Regions from separate parts of the Mus musculus genome. Here region 2 is linked to region 1. The links are chromatin loops, found by intact Hi-C in ENCODE. Cell type or tissue: left cerebral cortex. All regions are shown on one strand. Each heading gives the region's core, and the rest is flanking DNA. Links, peaks and the distances in the headings are about the cores only. Region 1 overlaps Gm14015 (predicted gene 14015). Region 2 overlaps Mpped2 (metallophosphoesterase domain containing 2).

Region 1 (8,465 bases), core at 322-8,321:
CTAATAACTGCCATTATAAACTATTTAGGATGATTCAATAATGCAAGTTAAGAGCCAGATCATAAACTCATGATTCTGATCTAGTTATATTAAGGTGCTCCTACAATATTCAAATAGAAGTAGCTAAGAGTGGTTAAGGTTTAACATTTCAGATATATTTATATAGACATATAGTCTTCAAAAATATCAGAAATACACAGACTCTGAAATGTAATCATGTCATTATTATCAGAAATTTTGGCTACAGACATGTCTGTCCCTGACAGTATCCCCTTCATGGTTCAAAGAAAAAAACTGAACATCAAAACCTCCAGATGGAGTTGCTCCAGTTACGGGAAGGTGGCCACTGGACGAAAATTGCCATCTACAGACAAAATTACTGTCCAGAAAAGGACACAAAATGTGGGATAGCTTACAGCTTGGCTCTGCCAATACAGAGTAAGGTAGTCCTTCATAATTCCTGCTTCATTTGAGGTCTGTCAGATGATCTTGGGACAGAAGCCTGAAAACTGATTCTTCAACATTTTGAGAAATGAGGAACTGTCCAGGTAATCAGCTGTCTCTACAAATTGGTTAAGTTTGGAAGCTATGCTTTGTGCTTCCTATATTTTTCAGGTAATATTAAATTTGTTCTTGGATTTCTGATAGGGTTAAAGACCAGTAGCCTCATAATCAAACTCAAGTTGTTTAGCATTGAGAGAGGTGATATAGATTTGAAAGGATGGTTTTCAGATGGTAATGCAAGCTAAAGTCAGAACATAATTGAGGTATGGAATTGTAAGCTTTTTAAGTTAGGATAGATGATAGAATGCTTTATCTAAATTGACAAATATGAAAGACTAGGTATTAAGTGTATATTATATATTTTAATTTGCATAATTTTGAGGGTTGTGTTCAATTTATATCTGAGATAAAAGAGACTTTAATTGGACAAAAATGGGGAAATGTTATGGGTTGCTGTGGTACCAGTTACGTTTTGATGTTAATGCTGCTTCCTCAAGAGGGGCTGCCCCTAAGAAGGCTCACATACTCAGGTAATCTCATTGAACCATCTCCCTATTCTTACTAGTCAAGTAAAGGCTAGAGCCTATGATTGGACTGTGGAATGGAAAGGTGGGGCCTCATATTGGAGAGGAAGAAGGAGAGAGAGAGAAGTTGGAGGAGGAGGAGGAAGAGGAGGAGGAGAAGGAAGCCAGTATGGAACAAAACCATGTGGCCAGGAAAAAACTGCAAGTAGCAAAGGGTCTCATAGGTGAGGATAGTGATAGATCTTCCCAATCTAGGCATATAGTTATAATTACTGAGTTGTATGATTTTTTATATGGGCTTATTGGGGTTAGATATTACTGCAAGACCTCCAGGAGAAAAATGGGGTCTTTGCCTTTGCCAGCTCTCCAAGACTTTCTGTAACCCCCTTCTTACATCACTCTAATTAGCCATATTCTCCCATGACCATATTTTCTTATTCTGCCTTGGTGGTCAAATGCCCACCTCAACTCCCAATCTTCTCATAATTGCTTTTAAGGACCTCTTTAATCATATATGACCATTTCTCCACTCTCACATCTTTTACTTACTTGTGGCTTCAACACAGGGGTTCCTACTACTCCTGTGGGAACCTGTATTCAGCCTTCCACATCTGATGAGTACAACAAAAGTCCTTGGGATTTCCTCTTGTGAAGGGTAATTTGTACAGTTGAAGGACATGAGGAACATGTCTTGCCTGGGGAACAGGAAAGGGAAGTAGTGGATATATGACCCATGAGACAGGAAGTATGCTAATGTTCCTGGATTGCTATAACAAACTCTAATGGACCATTATCTTCAACAGTAGACATGCATTTCCCATCCTTCTGGAGGCCAGAGCTCCAAGACAAAGATGTTTGCTTCTCCTAGGCCTCTGTCTTTTGACTACCTTCTCTCTGTGTCCCCAGATGACCATGTTTCTGTGCGTACCCATCACTGATGTCTGTTCTTTTTCTTATAAGCACCCAGGCACGCTGAATCAGTGCCATCTCTGTGATCTTATTTAACTGAAATCACTTTTTAAAAGGCCTTATTTTTAAGGCAAAATTCTGAGGTAGCAGAGATTAGAACTTTCATGGAATTTTGTGGGTGCACAGAGCATGCCTAATAATTGAGATCAGGGTTGGAAGGGCTTTGGGTGGAATAATAATTTTGATTTTGAAAAACATAGTGGAATAAAGGCTTTTAAGGACTGCAATGACAAAATTAGAGAGTTTGGCTAGTAACGTTGACACAGCAAGAAGTAATCAATGAAATTTATCATGAACAACAGGTAGAAGGTTGATATCCTGTCTATGCAAGAAACACCATTTAAGGAATGGCTGTTGGCCCTGTGCTAGAACAAATGTTGTAGGTTACCCTTGCCCAGGATGCTTCCCATTTCTCATTTCTGGAGTACAAACATGTTACAGTATTCATGTGGTGGTCATATGGCAAGCTGCTGAAGTCAGTTCTCCTCTAACCATGCAGGTCCTGCAGATCCAACTCAGGTCATAAGATTTGATAGTAAGCACCCTTTACCCACTGAGATATCTTGCTAATCCATTATTTATTATTATCATTATTATTATTATTATTTTGCCATCAAGTTGAACTAAAAAATTAAATGCCCCACGTGGGGTGCAGGAGTGAAGCAGGAAACCAGAGTCTGGTCAGTAAGAAGGGTCCAGCACTGGAATATAGGGCCCAATGTGGACCTGAGGTCTGGGATTTGTACTTAAAAGCCATGTGAGAGGAGGGGAGGTAGAGCCACACCCAAGAGTTCAAGGGCCTGGAAGGATCCAACTTATAAAAGGGGAAAACTCTAAGCCCTTATTCTGGAAACCCTCAAAAGCAGGATGACTGCTCAGAATGTGGATGGGGGAGGTGGGGATATAGCGACAAATGACAACATGAAATACTCTCTGTACATGGAATGTCTGAATTGATGGGACTGGAGATGTAGTTCAATGGTAGAGTGTCTCTCTAGCATGTGGAAAAACCCCTAGTTTGAGCCTCAGTACTCACTCCCTCTGAAAAATCTAAATTTATTTCCCTCATCTGGCAAGGAAGCCCAAACCAAATATTAACTCAACATTTATTCCAGAACCTGAAACTCTACTATTAAAACGACTAAAGTATATAAAGTAAGAAAGAGAAAAATAAATAAGAAAATTTGATTTCCACACATTTGAACAATAGTGAAGTATGAAGAAATTGGAAGAAAATTCACTCTTAAAAGGAAAAAAAAATGTTCCCTATTCCAAAGAACATATAAAATGTTTCAAGTTTTAAAGAATCTAAGTGACATGAAGAATGACTTCCAAATACTATAGACTAATTATTTTTGCAGGGTTTTAGAAAGGAAGAGATAGCCAGGCAAAGATGGCACACACCTTTAATCCCACCACATGAGAGGCAGAGGCAGACAGGTGGATCTCTGGGAGTTCAAGGCAAGCCTGGTCTACAGAGAAAGTTCCAGAACAGCCAGGACTGCACAAGGAAACTCAGCTTTGAAAAACAAACAAACAAACAAACAAAACAAAAACAAGAAGGGAAGCTATAGAACTAATACAAATATTCAGGAGTGTGTGTGTGTGCGTGCTTGTGTAAGGATGTGTGTTCACTTATGCATATGCATGTACACATATGCACTCATGTAGGAGACATGATGCTTATTTTCCAAAGCCCAATGTCAATATATCTTTCCTAAATATAGGAGTCTGAAGAGACGGCATATGTGTATTGTTTAAAAGTGGGGAGTGTGGTAGCGCAGCAGAGGATTTCAGCTGGAGAGTGGAAAGGGGTGACTAGAGGCTTTGGAGTTGCTCTGCTGCTATTTCTAGACACTTGTCCCTTCCTTCATCCTCAGAATTCCTGGTGATTTTAAAGCAGATGGCATGAGACTACACCATCTGTTCCCTCTCTGTCATAGTCGCCTGTCCCCCACTCACCTCCCAGTCTCTGGAGATTTTACACCCACTTACTGTCCCTCTTGCTCTCTCCTGTTACTTCTACCATTATCCCTGGGAACTTCAGTATTCATGTCCTGCCTCATTACCTCCTACAACGTTTGTAAATTTTAAGATATTTATTTATCTTCTGTGTTTGGGTGGAAGTGCACGTGAGCCATGGCTCAAGTGTGGCAATCAAAGGACAACCTGTGAGGGTTGGTTCTTTTTCCACGAGTGCCAAGGACTGAGCTCAGTTCACCAGGCTTGGCTTTGGGTGCCTTTAACTACTGAGCTATCTTGTTAGCAGGAGACGAGATCTATAGCCTTTCCTCCATGGTGACTCTAGAGGTCTTGAAACTTACTCCTTCCAAAAGCTCTAATGTCAAGTACCTCTCAAAACATCAGAATCTTAATCGGAGTACTTACCTTAATTATCCAGTTTACTTTACCAAACCCTCTGCATTCCAGCTGCTTCCAATGCCTCTTATCAATCTTTGGTCTCATTTTCCTTTTTATTCAAACTAGGTCAATAGTTGACAGCTATGAAAACTCTTGTCTACCTATATGCCTATGTGCTTATATATATGCGTGTGTGTGTGTGTGTGTGTGTGTGTGTGTGTGTGTGTATGTATGCATCCATTCATCCACTCAAGCAACCATCCATCCATCCTTATACCTATCATCTATCCATCTATTCATCCAACCATCCATCCATCCATCCATCCATTCTCTTACCTTCTTTGTCCTTTCCTCTTTCTTTTTCTCTTCTCCTCTTAAAACTCAGACCAAATTTGAAATCTGAGCATTCAAATAGAGCTGTAGGCAAAACAAAAGTTAATAAAACAAATCCATGAGACTATAAAAAATAGTTTTCCTTTCTGTTTATATCCCTGATGACAAGAGAGTCTCCAGTACAGCTTGGAAATCCTGCCACACTGCATCACTCAATTTGCTTTTCTTTCCACTAAGATCATGATTCCAACTTTTCCCTCCACTTTCACTTTCAGCAAATCAGGAACAACAAGCAAAAGAGAAAACTGCTGTTCAAATCCTAGTCTTCCTGGCCACCACCTCCGTGACCACTGAGCTCAGTTTCCTTGTCTGGATCAGGAGGAAGATAAAAACAAGCCTCTAGATAGGAATAGTCAAGATCTATGTCCTATTAATAGAATGCTAGCACAACAGAGAGAAATATCTCTTATTCCATCACCAAAGCTTCCACTCTACCTGCAGGTACACCCAACGGCCCCACTTCCCCTTCTGAGACATGCACCTGATCTACCAGCCCCTTACATGTTTATCTATAGCTTTGCCTTCCACACTTGCACAATGATAAGTCTCTTCTATCCAAGGATAGGCCCTCTTCTCTATTCAATGACTTTGTTTTTGCAATTATCTCCTCTCTATAAAATCTCCTTTATATGTTCTGCTCACTAGATCATTACAACAGACAAACATTCTAGTATATATACTACCTTAAAAGTCTTGCTCTGAGGTTCCGATTCTCTTTTCACTCCTCTGGTTGCTTATGTAGGGACAGTCTTGGAAAGAGTCAAGTTTGCTTTTCTTTGCCTCACTCATTCAAACTCCCACAGCATCTCTTGCAAAGGTTCATCCTTCCCAGCACTCAGATGATGTCTCCATCTTCCTTCATGAACTAGCTGAGAAGCACCATTCTCCTAAGATCCAAGACCTCCTCTGATGTTTTCATTTCCTTAAGTTGTCTAAACAAATGCAACAGACTGGGCAGCCACTGGGGCAGCAGAAGTGTGTTCTCTCACAGTAGTGGGAGCTGAGAAGTCAAGATGAGGTGGTGGCCAGTTCTTTTCCTGATGAGGACTTACTTCCTGATGGCCACCTTCCACTGTGCCCCTACATGTCTTTTATTTGAAGAGAGGACAAACTCTCTTTTCCTCTTATTTGAAAGCTACAGCTTCTGTGGAAGTAGACGCTGCTCACAGATCCTTGCTTAGTCTTAATCATACCCCCAAAGTCTTCCATTCTAAAGTTCTTACTCTAGTCACACAGAGGGTACGCTTCAATACACAATGCTTCTAGGAGGACAGCTCAGTTCATTTCTGCTCTCTAGAGCACAGCACATTTCCAGATTCTGTCAGCGTGGGTCTTTCTACTCTCATGGTGTCCTCCTCTCTCAGGGGGCTTTTGTAGATACCTCATCTCAAATAGCATTTTTTTCTTTCCTTTTTTTTTTTTGTAATTTTTCCCTCTGTTCTTTGTAAATGAAGCTGAATCTTAATGCCTGAGCCCTGGTGCTGACTGCTCTGGTTTAAATAGTTTCTTTCACTCAAAACCTTTATGACCTTGGCAAGGAAAGTTAACACATAGAGCCTTGATGTCCTCATCAATAGCGTGAAGATATTTAGGCCCCTCTCATGTAGCTTGACATGTGCCAAACCACTGATGTTTGGAACAATTTAAGAATTCAGTAGAAGACCGGAAAGGATCGAGAGACAAACAAGAATTAAAGATGCAAACTCTGCTTGTTTAAATAGATTACCGTTTCCTATTTTCCTTTCCTGTTCTGAAAAAACAAATTAAAACTCCAAGCATAGGAAAGAAAACATTCAGCCTTTCTGAACTGTGTGGTAGCCCTCATGCCTAGAACTCTGCAGAATGAGCTAAACATCTACACACATTTGTTGAAAGATTCAAAGGGTGAACAAGTGGAGTCCGAGGAAATGTGCTCTGTAGTAGGATGCACAGCCAAGAACTCAGCAGAGGAAGACTTAAGTCATGTGTCAATCATAGGAGCTTTGGTGGTTTGAGTGACAATAATAACCATAATTTATTGAGGCACCTTGCTAAGTGTGCTAATCTGCACAATGACCCTAACAAGGAAGCCATTACCACCATTTTATAGATGACAGAACCTTTCAGTAGCTCTGTGGGATAGAAGCAAGACTGGAAAGGATTGAGAGATGAGCAGGAATTAAAGGTGTAAAGTAAATTCTATCCTGATGGCAACTTGTTTAAGTAAATCAGCCTGTATGAGAGAAGTCAACTGGTAGAGCATAACCTGTCATGCAAAACAGAATTTAAAAAAAAAAAATCCAAATTTCTCAGCTTTATGCCTGTTTACTTGAGTAGCTGATTCTTTTAGGCCTCTCTACTTAGAACTCAGAGATGATATAACAACCACTCTAGATGAGATTTCTGGATGCTTTTAATGGAAGTACCCATAAAGATCCAACTGGGTTTTTGATTCCATATGGACACAGTCTCCATCAGAAGCAAAACCCTGGATCAAGTAAGATTTTCCCCACCACTGATCAGGGACAGGATAGTGGAAACCTTTGGGGATAGACCTATGGAAAAGGACAGCTTCCCATGATGTCAGCCTTTATTTCTGGAAGCTGGTACTTGGGTGCTTGGGTAGCTCTTTCTTGGAGCACTTAAGACATAGATGAATGGAACATTTAAGACAACCAGAGAATTGACCACCTTCTGCTTTCTTCCATTTTGATGATGTGAGCTAGACTCCTCTGCATGTACACCCTGCCTGTCATTTTTCAGTTTCCCAAGATAGATTGGGGAACAAACAGGTCTGTTAGACACTCTCAGGTGCACAATGCTTAAAGTTATGCCTTTTGTTTTCAACAAAATGCAGACATATTATTAGTTTTCCGAAAGGCAGAAAACCACTAGCTGTGGCTCTATTCCATTGGTAAGCCCATATCCCTGTCCTGTGAAGAAAAAAAAATATAGATACAAGCATGCAGCCACCCATGTTTATTTCTGTATCTCTGCTAGGTTCCACCGTCTGTGTCCCCTGCAGCCTTGTCTCCTGGTTTCTATTTCTCATCAGCTTTTTTCCAGCTCTTATTTTTCTTATTCTTTAGTCCTGGCTGTTTGGTTGTTGATAAAGATACCTGCTAGGGCTTGGCAAGGGCCACTGAGTAGCTAGAAAACCTGGTTCGTGCACTTCTCACTCAGAATATTGGAAACTAAAGCAATCACGGGTCTACTTTATTCTAATTGCTGTTCTAAATGCACAGCTTCCATATCGCTACCATGACCTTTCCTGTTCCGTCCTGTGCTAGCACTTCCCTCACACCCTGGGATTTTGAAGTACCCACTGCCCCATGGTTACCTGCAGGTCGGTTTGTTCTGAAGCACTACACTGTGCATCTCTGCTCCAGGTGGCAAAGGGTTAACAGTCCCCAGCGCCTACTGAGTTGTAAAAGGAACTGCTGAAGCTGATCAATGACCACTGTTAAGACCTGGAAACCAATTATAAACCTGAAATTTGTGATGAACAAAGCCCCGAAACACTAGGATGAAAACTACTGAATTAGTCCAGTTCATTAAAATCATTAATAGTCATGAAATGAAAACCACCAGAGTCCAAAAAGGCTTAATGCTCTATCCATATTAATTAGATGGGAGCAAACCTGAGCTGAAAGGCAGCACATGCTTTGTAGAATTAGCAATTGGTCTCTACAGACTACACAGATCTCTATTAAAATTCAGTTTAATTAAAATTGA
Region 2 (8,465 bases), core at 116-8,115, 200 kb before region 1:
ATATGATGAGAGCAGCAGTCACTACGGTTACACAAGGGGGTTAGTACATGCTCTCTTCCTGTGTGCAGGGTTTCTGGTGAGATCCTAGAAATCTGCAGGTTTGTGGCTGGAAAGAGACCAGGACCTGAAACAATTGTTGACTGTAATGCAGTTCTTGCTGCTTTGTTGGTTTCTTTGAGGCTTCAGTTAGATCCCTGGAGTGAGGGGCACCACTTCCTTCCCCCTCATTCACCCTGCCTCAGTCTCAAACCATCAGCTCTGAAGTCACAGAGAAGTGTGGGTGCTTTGCTCCCAGGTATTCAAAAGCTGCTGTGGGCCCCTTTCTTTGTCTTTCCTTTCTTTAATCCCTCTCCCTCTCTCTCTCTCTCCCTCCCTCCCCCTTCCTTTCTTCTTTCTTTTTATTTCATGGCTTGGGAAGACTCCAAATTTTGAGAGAGAAAAAAAGAGAGGAAGAAGAAAAAGAAAAAAAGAAGAAGAAGAAAGTGAAGAGTGCTTCCCAGTCAGAAACAATTCTTTGTGAGCAAACCTGGTCTCCTTCACTGGGCCAATTATAGCCCGGAGACGGATTTGGTTTCAAAGCGCAGCTGCTCATTTGAATCAGGATAAGCATGGTTATGGTTAATTTTTTTCAATGAGAAAATAGTGATGAATCTAATATAAAATAAAGATATCTGTAAAGTTAGACTAAAAAGAAATGTCTGAACTCAAGAAGGCCATCAATTTGGAAACACTATCCAGAGAATTTTTTTTTTTTCAAATCAGAGGGAGCAAGGCTCAGGAAGTGACTACACATGAAACAGTACACCTTGGAGACAGGTTGAAACAAAAGTCACAGTAGTCAGACAGGTAACTCTACACCCCAGAAGATGCAGCTGTGGGGGACTTTATGGGAAGCACTGAGACCTCAATGCACGTAGCTGTCTCCTTTACGATCCACTTGGCAAGTGGAACGCAAGTCTTTACGATTTTTGTGAATAAAAAAAGTTTTAAAAGTAGGAAGCAATAACATTTAAAATCTTATGACTTTATAATATTATTTTACCAACAAGAACAAACAAAACGATCTTTAAAACTACACACGATACTGGTCACACAAGTATTTTTGCTTTGTAGGAGTTTATTGCCTAGAACACATTTAACTTGAACACTTCCCTATTTGCATGTTTCAATTAGGAGCTTACTAATTAAAAAGATGCCATACTCAGTCTTCCTCTTCTATATAAAATGTATTTCTCAGGGATAGATTTTTTTTTTTAATGACTTAAGAGTGTGAAACCGAATCCCCTTCTAAGTCTTGTTGAGAATAACAGAAGGCGAAAGGTCCTTTTTCTCTTCACATCAGATCAAGTCTTCTCTTCTGACAGGAAAAATAGCCAACTAAATAAAAACCACCTTACTCTAAAGATGTAGTTTTCATTCATCACATCCGACTCTTTCTAGTTCTCTCTACTGTTTGAACCACATCAAGTATGTTGTCAACACTTCTTCCAAACCCAAAGCTGGTCCTTGCCCGAGGGGAGGGTCTGTCCTCTGCTGGGGCCTCACTGTAGCTGCCTTCTCTCTGAACAGTCTGCATGCTCAGCTGTGGAGCATCACTGGTTTTCTCAATGATGTCCCTAATGAAGAGGGTTTGCGGGTAATCACACCAAACAGACTACCTAAGCAATCTCACACCTTGCTTTCAATTGACTCCTGCCTTGAAACTATATGAATTACAAAATCCTTCAAAGACCGTGGGAGAGCAAGCCAGTGAAGTCAGCACTCCGGGAACTGAGACAAGAGGGTCATAAGTTCGAAGCCAACCTGGAGTGTTTCTATAATTAGCTGCATCGTAAAAGAGAAGGGAATTGAAAGAGAAAGTAGAGAAAGGAAAGAACATGTGCTCATTTCTTACTGGGCCTTTTAAGGTCAATAACTATTAATTGTTGTGTTAACTTTTTTTTCAAGGAGAAATGTGAGGAAATCTCACAATGGCTTCTGAGTCACAGGCCTTAAGAATATCTTCTAAACAACCAAGAAGACGTGTATTTCAAAGTGTTCACTAAAAATGTGGCAATTGACTTAAGTTGGATTTTTTTTTAATCATGTAAACTACTTTCTGTAGCCAACTGCCTGAAGAGCTTCAAATTGCTTTATAGTCCCAACCAACAGTGACTGGCATTTAGTCTTAGTAAGCAGTTGTCACTAGCGACAGAAAGTGATTAGCAATCACTTGCTACACGACATGAGACAGTCTTAAAACTCCCATTTACCCCCTACTGAACCAATATCTTAGCTCATTCTAGAGGGCTCCAAAGAGAATTTCTCTCCTAACCGACATAAATGAAAATACAGCCCTGGCTCTGAAGAACACAACAAACATGGTCACAAAGGAAAATGAGAGCCAGCACCCTAATACTAGCTCGAGACACTTTAGCTGGAGAAAAACAGCCTGTATCCCATAACATTTTATGATACCAAATGAGATGCAGGCAAAGTAATTTCACTTATGTGATTCACTTACAAGCAATGCAAATGCAATCTTGCTGATTACATTTAAAACAAAGGCCCGAATTTGCGTATTTATAGAGCAGACCCATAGTCATGCAAAAATCATGTTTTCCCCCACCACTACCACCCAGTGCGGAACAAAAAGAAAACAATCTGTCTGAGGACCTTTTCATTTGTGCAGAAAGAAAAATGATGCTAAGGCGAATCGGGGTTGGCTCAATGTGCTTGATAATGTGGCTCCCAGTGCCCTCAATAAAAACCAAGGTCAACTATGTGAGTGATCGCTGGCTGAGGTGTTCAAGCCAAAGGCAGACACTAGCCTATGCTTATTTTATTTTTTAGGTGGTCAAATGCATTGTTCAGTAAGCATTTACATGTGTGTCTGACCTGAAACCTTCATTTCTCTGGGTGGGTGTGCATGTGTACACACACAAATATTTGTATGGAGACAATATAAAGTATAACTTCTACACTGAAGTAACGACAGCTGTGACAAATATATACTCACTAGTTGCCGCCTCAGAGGGAATAGTTTAAGAATTCTGTCTAGTAAGTTGAGTCTTGGGCACCCCGGGGATATTATTTCAACCATCATCCCAAACCGAGAGCTTTGATAATTTTTCTATCATAAAAATCCAACAACTGAATGTGACGTTTAACTATTTCAACTACAAGTGGAGGTCACCACCACATGCCATCTCTGACCTTCCAAGAAGAGCACTGGAGACCCATCCCCAGTAATTTCCCATTTCCTGAGATGCTCAGGTCTTAAAGACAGAACAGATACTATTGGATTACACACACACACACACACACACACACACTCCACCCCCAGCCAGCAAACAGATGTCCAGCTACCAGCCACAGCACCTACAGCCTAGGCATCTGGCTTAGAACTGACTTACAGCTAGACTTGCAACATCCTAGTCAAAGAGGACCGCTGCCAAGCCCACTTGGGCCCAGCTGTAGTTGTAACATGAAAAGTTTCATGTGATGCTTCCCACCTGCCACAATGCATTTTCCAAGAAGGAAATTGCATGTGTCTAAAAACGCTCCCCAGAGAAGGAAATGACTGTGGCCACAGGGTTTTTCAAACCCTCATAAGGATGACACACTTCGATGATCTACAAGGGATGGCAACACCAGCTACTAATAGAAGTAATTTTCCAAACAGCGACACCAGCTCCTTCTGGCTAGAGACACCACTTCAAACAATAACCTTTGGGAACGTCTCAACAGAGAAGATCCTTTCAAGTTACTCTGGATCTTGACTATGCCACCCTACACAGGTCTCAAAACTACACGCAAAGTGAACTTATAAAAATATACTGGGTTGACACAGTGAAACTTCTTCATATCTCCAAATAGAAAGACCTAGAAATGCGAAGGTTTGCTCATTTCCACACAGTACAAGCAGTGGGCCGGAAAGCATCTAACTTGTTTGGAATGTAAGCCATCATCCAAGCCCATGGCATATGGCTGCACACTTCTCAACTCCCACATCATAGCAAAAATGCAATCACCGTCCAAGTGTGGACAAGCTCAGTGTAAGAAATGGCAGTGCTTTACAGAACCCACTGGGCTTCAAGATTCTGCCAGGCTTGAGAGGGAGAACGGGACACAGAGTGGCAAGAAGAGGGGGAAATGTTCTGAAATGAAAGCAAGGCATGCTCTGCCAGTGTAAAAAAAATGGCTACTTTTTAAAAAGTAGTTTTCCATTGCATGGCACCCCTTGCAGGGAGCCTATCTTCCTTCAGGGTTAGGAGAAGAATCAGACGTGAGACCCTCTTAACTGTCCTGGTACATGTCTGCAGGGAAAACTTTGGAAGTAACATTGAAAGGCCATTTAGGAGAGTCAAGTCCAATCCCCTTAAAAGGTTTATTTTAGATATGCCTTAAAGAAACTCTCCCTTGATTCTCTGACTCGGTCAGCATATATTGTCTGCCTCTAAGTGTGGGTTCTCCAGGGATTAAAAACCCATTAAGAGTCACAAAGGAACATACTGTAGTGAAACCCAGCAAAGCTCTGTGGTTTCCTCCACTTCTCTGAGCTGTTAATAAGCTACAGGTAAGGTTCTCTACTCATGTTTCCCTCACCGTGAACTTATGAGTAGATGTGTGTGGTGTGTATGTGTCCCATCCTAACTTGACTATTACATTATTAATAATGTATGATGACTTTAGCACATGTTAGTTATGGAATATTTGATTGTCTTCATAATTGACAAGAACTAGGTGGTTTAGGGGTCTACGTTATTCTGCCTGCTATACCCACTTATGTATCAATAACAGTTTATTAGTATACTAGGTGCTGTCTTACATACAGGGGATAGAGAAACAAAATAGCCACAGTCTTTGTTTGGCATACTACTTTCAATAAGTACTTATCAATTGATCAACTGTGACACTCACTATCACCCTGACATGGAGCCAAACTATTTCTCTTTCTCATGTTTAAAAAAAAAAAAAAGGTTGTATCAAAGGACTGTAGAATCCCAGAGTACCCAATCATTACTTCATGTGCCATATGAGAGGTGCCAACAAGCCTTCCTTAACACTTTGATGAGCAAGTGATAAGAAATGGGAGGGAAAACTCTAAGGAAGAAATCTGAAGCAAGCAAGGTAAGGCAGAGAGAAGTAAGTATGAAAGTGAACATGTTGTTGCGGCAGCATCTCTCAGCAGAGGCGATTCAGAGGAGGAAAGAGCTACTTAAACCTTCAGTGAGGGCTGGGAGATGCACTTCATAATGGTGGGTTCAGGAGCACAGCAGGATTCAAAAATGAGCCAACCTTTATCCTATTCTCAAAGAACTTCCACCCTAGAAAGGGAACTGTTCATACCTAGCACTGTCAATGGAGACTTTTGCCAAGCTGTGAATTCAAAACCCAAAGTAGCAGGTGCTAGAATGATTGTTGGGTTAAGTCACGTGACACCAAGTAAAGTGCTCTCTTGCTCTTTCTATCATGTAGGGCTTTGCGGGGGTGGGGTGGGGTGGGGGTTGCTTTTGTTTTGTTTTGTTTTGTTTTGTTTCTGCTGTGGGTACAGACACCAACCAACAGAAAGGAAAGCAGTTTTTTTTTCCATATTTCTTTACCATTCCCCAGAATCTCATAGTTCTCTCTCCATATCACATGGACCACAAAAAAATGTTTTATATGTCTGTGGTTTCCTCTGCTTGTCCCCAGGGTCTGTGCTCCCTGAAGTTGTTCGCCCTCTGTGTGAAGGAGTACACACACACACTCCAACCACACAGGCTTGCAAAGGCAGGCTCAAGGTGCTGCACACCTACACAGCCCTGACCACACCGGAGAGCCTGCCACCTCCAAACAAGCTAGCCGTGATAACATCCAAACGAATAAACACATCCCTAAGACTTATTACAGCTCAGGAAATGTAAGTATGATATATAAATCAGCTCCTTTAACATGCCCCTTGTCTCTGGAGAAATGTAACAATTGCCCCCCCCCCCTTACAAGTAAGAAAACTGAAAAGTTAACTTCACCAAGTCACGCACAACAGATCAATACATAAATAATAACTGAGTTTAAAAACAAAACCAAAACAAACAAACAAACAAACAAACAATCATGTGGCCATAAGTTACTCCATTTTCTGGGAAGCATTTAGACATTTATTTTTTTTTATTTTTTTATTTTTCTGGGGATTTTTCTTCTTTTTCTGAGGCTCTGGTACTACAGTTTAGCTGCCCATGCTTAGAACTCTACTGCATTCTTCCTCTGACAGACCAGATTCAAACTTCTACAATCCGCGTTCCCCAACACTACATTCTAGTGAACTCCTCAAGCGAGAAAGGTTGACTTTATATTTCTAGACCTCACAATCCATTTCAAAACTGTTTATTATACCTTTTATGTCGAGCTTAACTACATTTTCTTAAATCCTGAACACCCACACTTTTAAAAGGGCCGACAGAGAGACAGAGAAGGAGAAACAGGAAGAACATGTGATTGGAACAAAGTCACTGGATTCTACATACAAGGACCACCTTCCTGTGCCCTCTCCCAGTTCCGCGTGGGAGTAAACAAGACACAGAAACCTGGATAGACTGGTGGTTCCTACAAACATTTCCGACCTCATCACGCCTCTCTGAACTGACTCCAATTCATCAAAGATGTAGGTACCAGTTATATATGGCATCATCCATTAGCTGAAACGCACCAATAAATTTCCAAAATGTAGACTCAGCAATAAAAAAAAAAAGTGGAGAAATCCCGCATCTATTGTGGAACTCCAAGCAGCCCCACCTCCTCTGTGCAATCTCGAATCATGCATAATGCAACACCACAGCCACTAACAGCAGGCGCGCACCAGATAATTTACACTTGTTTTTATGGACACGAGGAACTGATCTTTGAAGCTGTCCCTAATGAGATTCCGCTTGGCCCTAACAGCATCCTGAGAGAGTGTTCCGGTGTTTTCTACTTGGCATCCATCCGGTGCATATTTATAATGCACAATACAGGCTCATTTAAACCGTACGGGTGGCTTTTGGTGTCTTCTCTATTTTAGAGATTGTCATATACTAAAAAGGACTGACTCCTCAATTACTAAACCCTGCTTTGCCCAAATAATGTCACTGCCAGTTGCTATAGGTACCTTTCAAAGAGGCAGGTCCATCAAAGGGCTTCTACCTGCAGGGCAGAAAGCTGCACCAACTCTAACCCTGCTTGTAAGTCCAGAGACTCAATTAGGTCTTCAGCCAAAGGGCATCCCCAGAAAGGCTAATTACATAACCCATCTGGGCAGCCACAGCCACAGAAAAAGCTGGGGAGAAACCCTGGAGTCAGTCACCTAAATTAAAAACTTCCTACCCCCAAAGGGCTTACAATGCAACATCAACAGCACTCTCTTCTTCTCTCTCCTCCTCAGGGGTCTTTGCCCTATGTAAAATTCTCTCTTAAGCCTGGAACCTTAGAGCAGGGTTTTTTCCCCCACTCCCCCTGGGGATTTTTCTTCTTCTACTTGCCTGGTACTACAGGAGTCTACAGTTTAGCTGTTCACACTTAGAATTCTACCACAGTCTTAGTCTGACTTTTATTTGGTTTCCCTGTAAGTCCATTTTTAAAATGTTTTATGTGTTTTTGTAACCTCAAAGTCGTAATCAGAGTTTTATCCATATTTAACCCAAAGCCCAGACTGTCAAAAGGCTCTGTAAGAGCTTCTGTTGTTGTTTGGTTTTGATTTTCTCACTATGTGGACCAGGCTAACCTTGAACTCACAGAGACCCACCTGTCTCCTCAATGCTGGGATCAAAGGTGTGCACCACCACACCCACCTATGAGATCTTTAAGAATGTAGACAGGAGCCATCAAGGCAAGGGTAAGGTGGTTAGGGTCCTATAGAAGAACTAAGTATAACTGCATATACACATGGAAATTGGATACTGAAACCGATAGTAAACACTACCTTGTTTACTAAGTTACTAAGAGAAAGTTTTGAGATAAAGAATGAGTGTACTATTTCAAAAACTACAAAGACGCTGTTAAAAATCACAGAATAAAAGTGGTTTGCTTTACACAAAACTCATGACTCCTGTTATGACAGTTAGCTCATTTTCTTGCTCAGTCTTCATTGCAAGCATACTCTATGCAGTGGGTATAGTGGGGACTTGTTACTCAGATTCCTAGTACGTTAATCTTACAGTTGGAACCCTCAGCCCACAGTCACTGACTTCTGACAGGGTCAATACATGAGCGCAGTAACTGGGTTCACACAATGTGCTTTCTCAGTCCTCACCTTTAAAGTTACAAAACAACATAGGAACCTCAAATCTTTAGAGTCTAGTTCAGTGTTCCTCAACCTGATATTTACATTATGATTCACAACAGTAGCAAGATTATCTTTGAAGCAGCAGCGAGACAATTTTATGGTTGGGGTCACCAAAACATGTGAAACTGTATTAAAGAGTCACAGCATTAGTTGAGAACCACTGGCCTGGTTAAAAGGAATCTTC

What was found. Peaks named below come from ENCODE experiments on the same cell type or tissue, not always from the same donor. Only the 100,000 strongest peaks of a DNase experiment are listed, where the experiment ranks them.
Region 2: a loop joins it to region 1, with 9 times the contacts of the local background. A loop is called at or near these places in 2 of 42 quality-filtered maps.

Annotation. Positions count from the first base shown.
Region 1 is chr2:106,512,892-106,521,356 of GRCm38, reverse strand. All of the region lies in intron 1 of Gm14015 (predicted gene 14015), which reads left to right. Among named protein-coding and RNA genes, the nearest start is that of Gm14015, 6.0 kb to the left of the region's middle. In left cerebral cortex, for the core only: no CTCF peak of the experiment used is centred there; a DNase peak (open chromatin) is centred at 3,891; H3K27ac peaks cover 336 bases.
Region 2 is chr2:106,714,596-106,723,060 of GRCm38, reverse strand. The region is part of intron 2 of Mpped2 (metallophosphoesterase domain containing 2); the gene reads right to left. Among named protein-coding and RNA genes, the nearest start is that of Gm29885, 21 kb to the left of the region's middle. In left cerebral cortex, for the core only: no CTCF peak of the experiment used is centred there; DNase peaks (open chromatin) are centred at 3,482, 3,962, 6,882 and 7,176; H3K4me3 peaks cover 287 bases.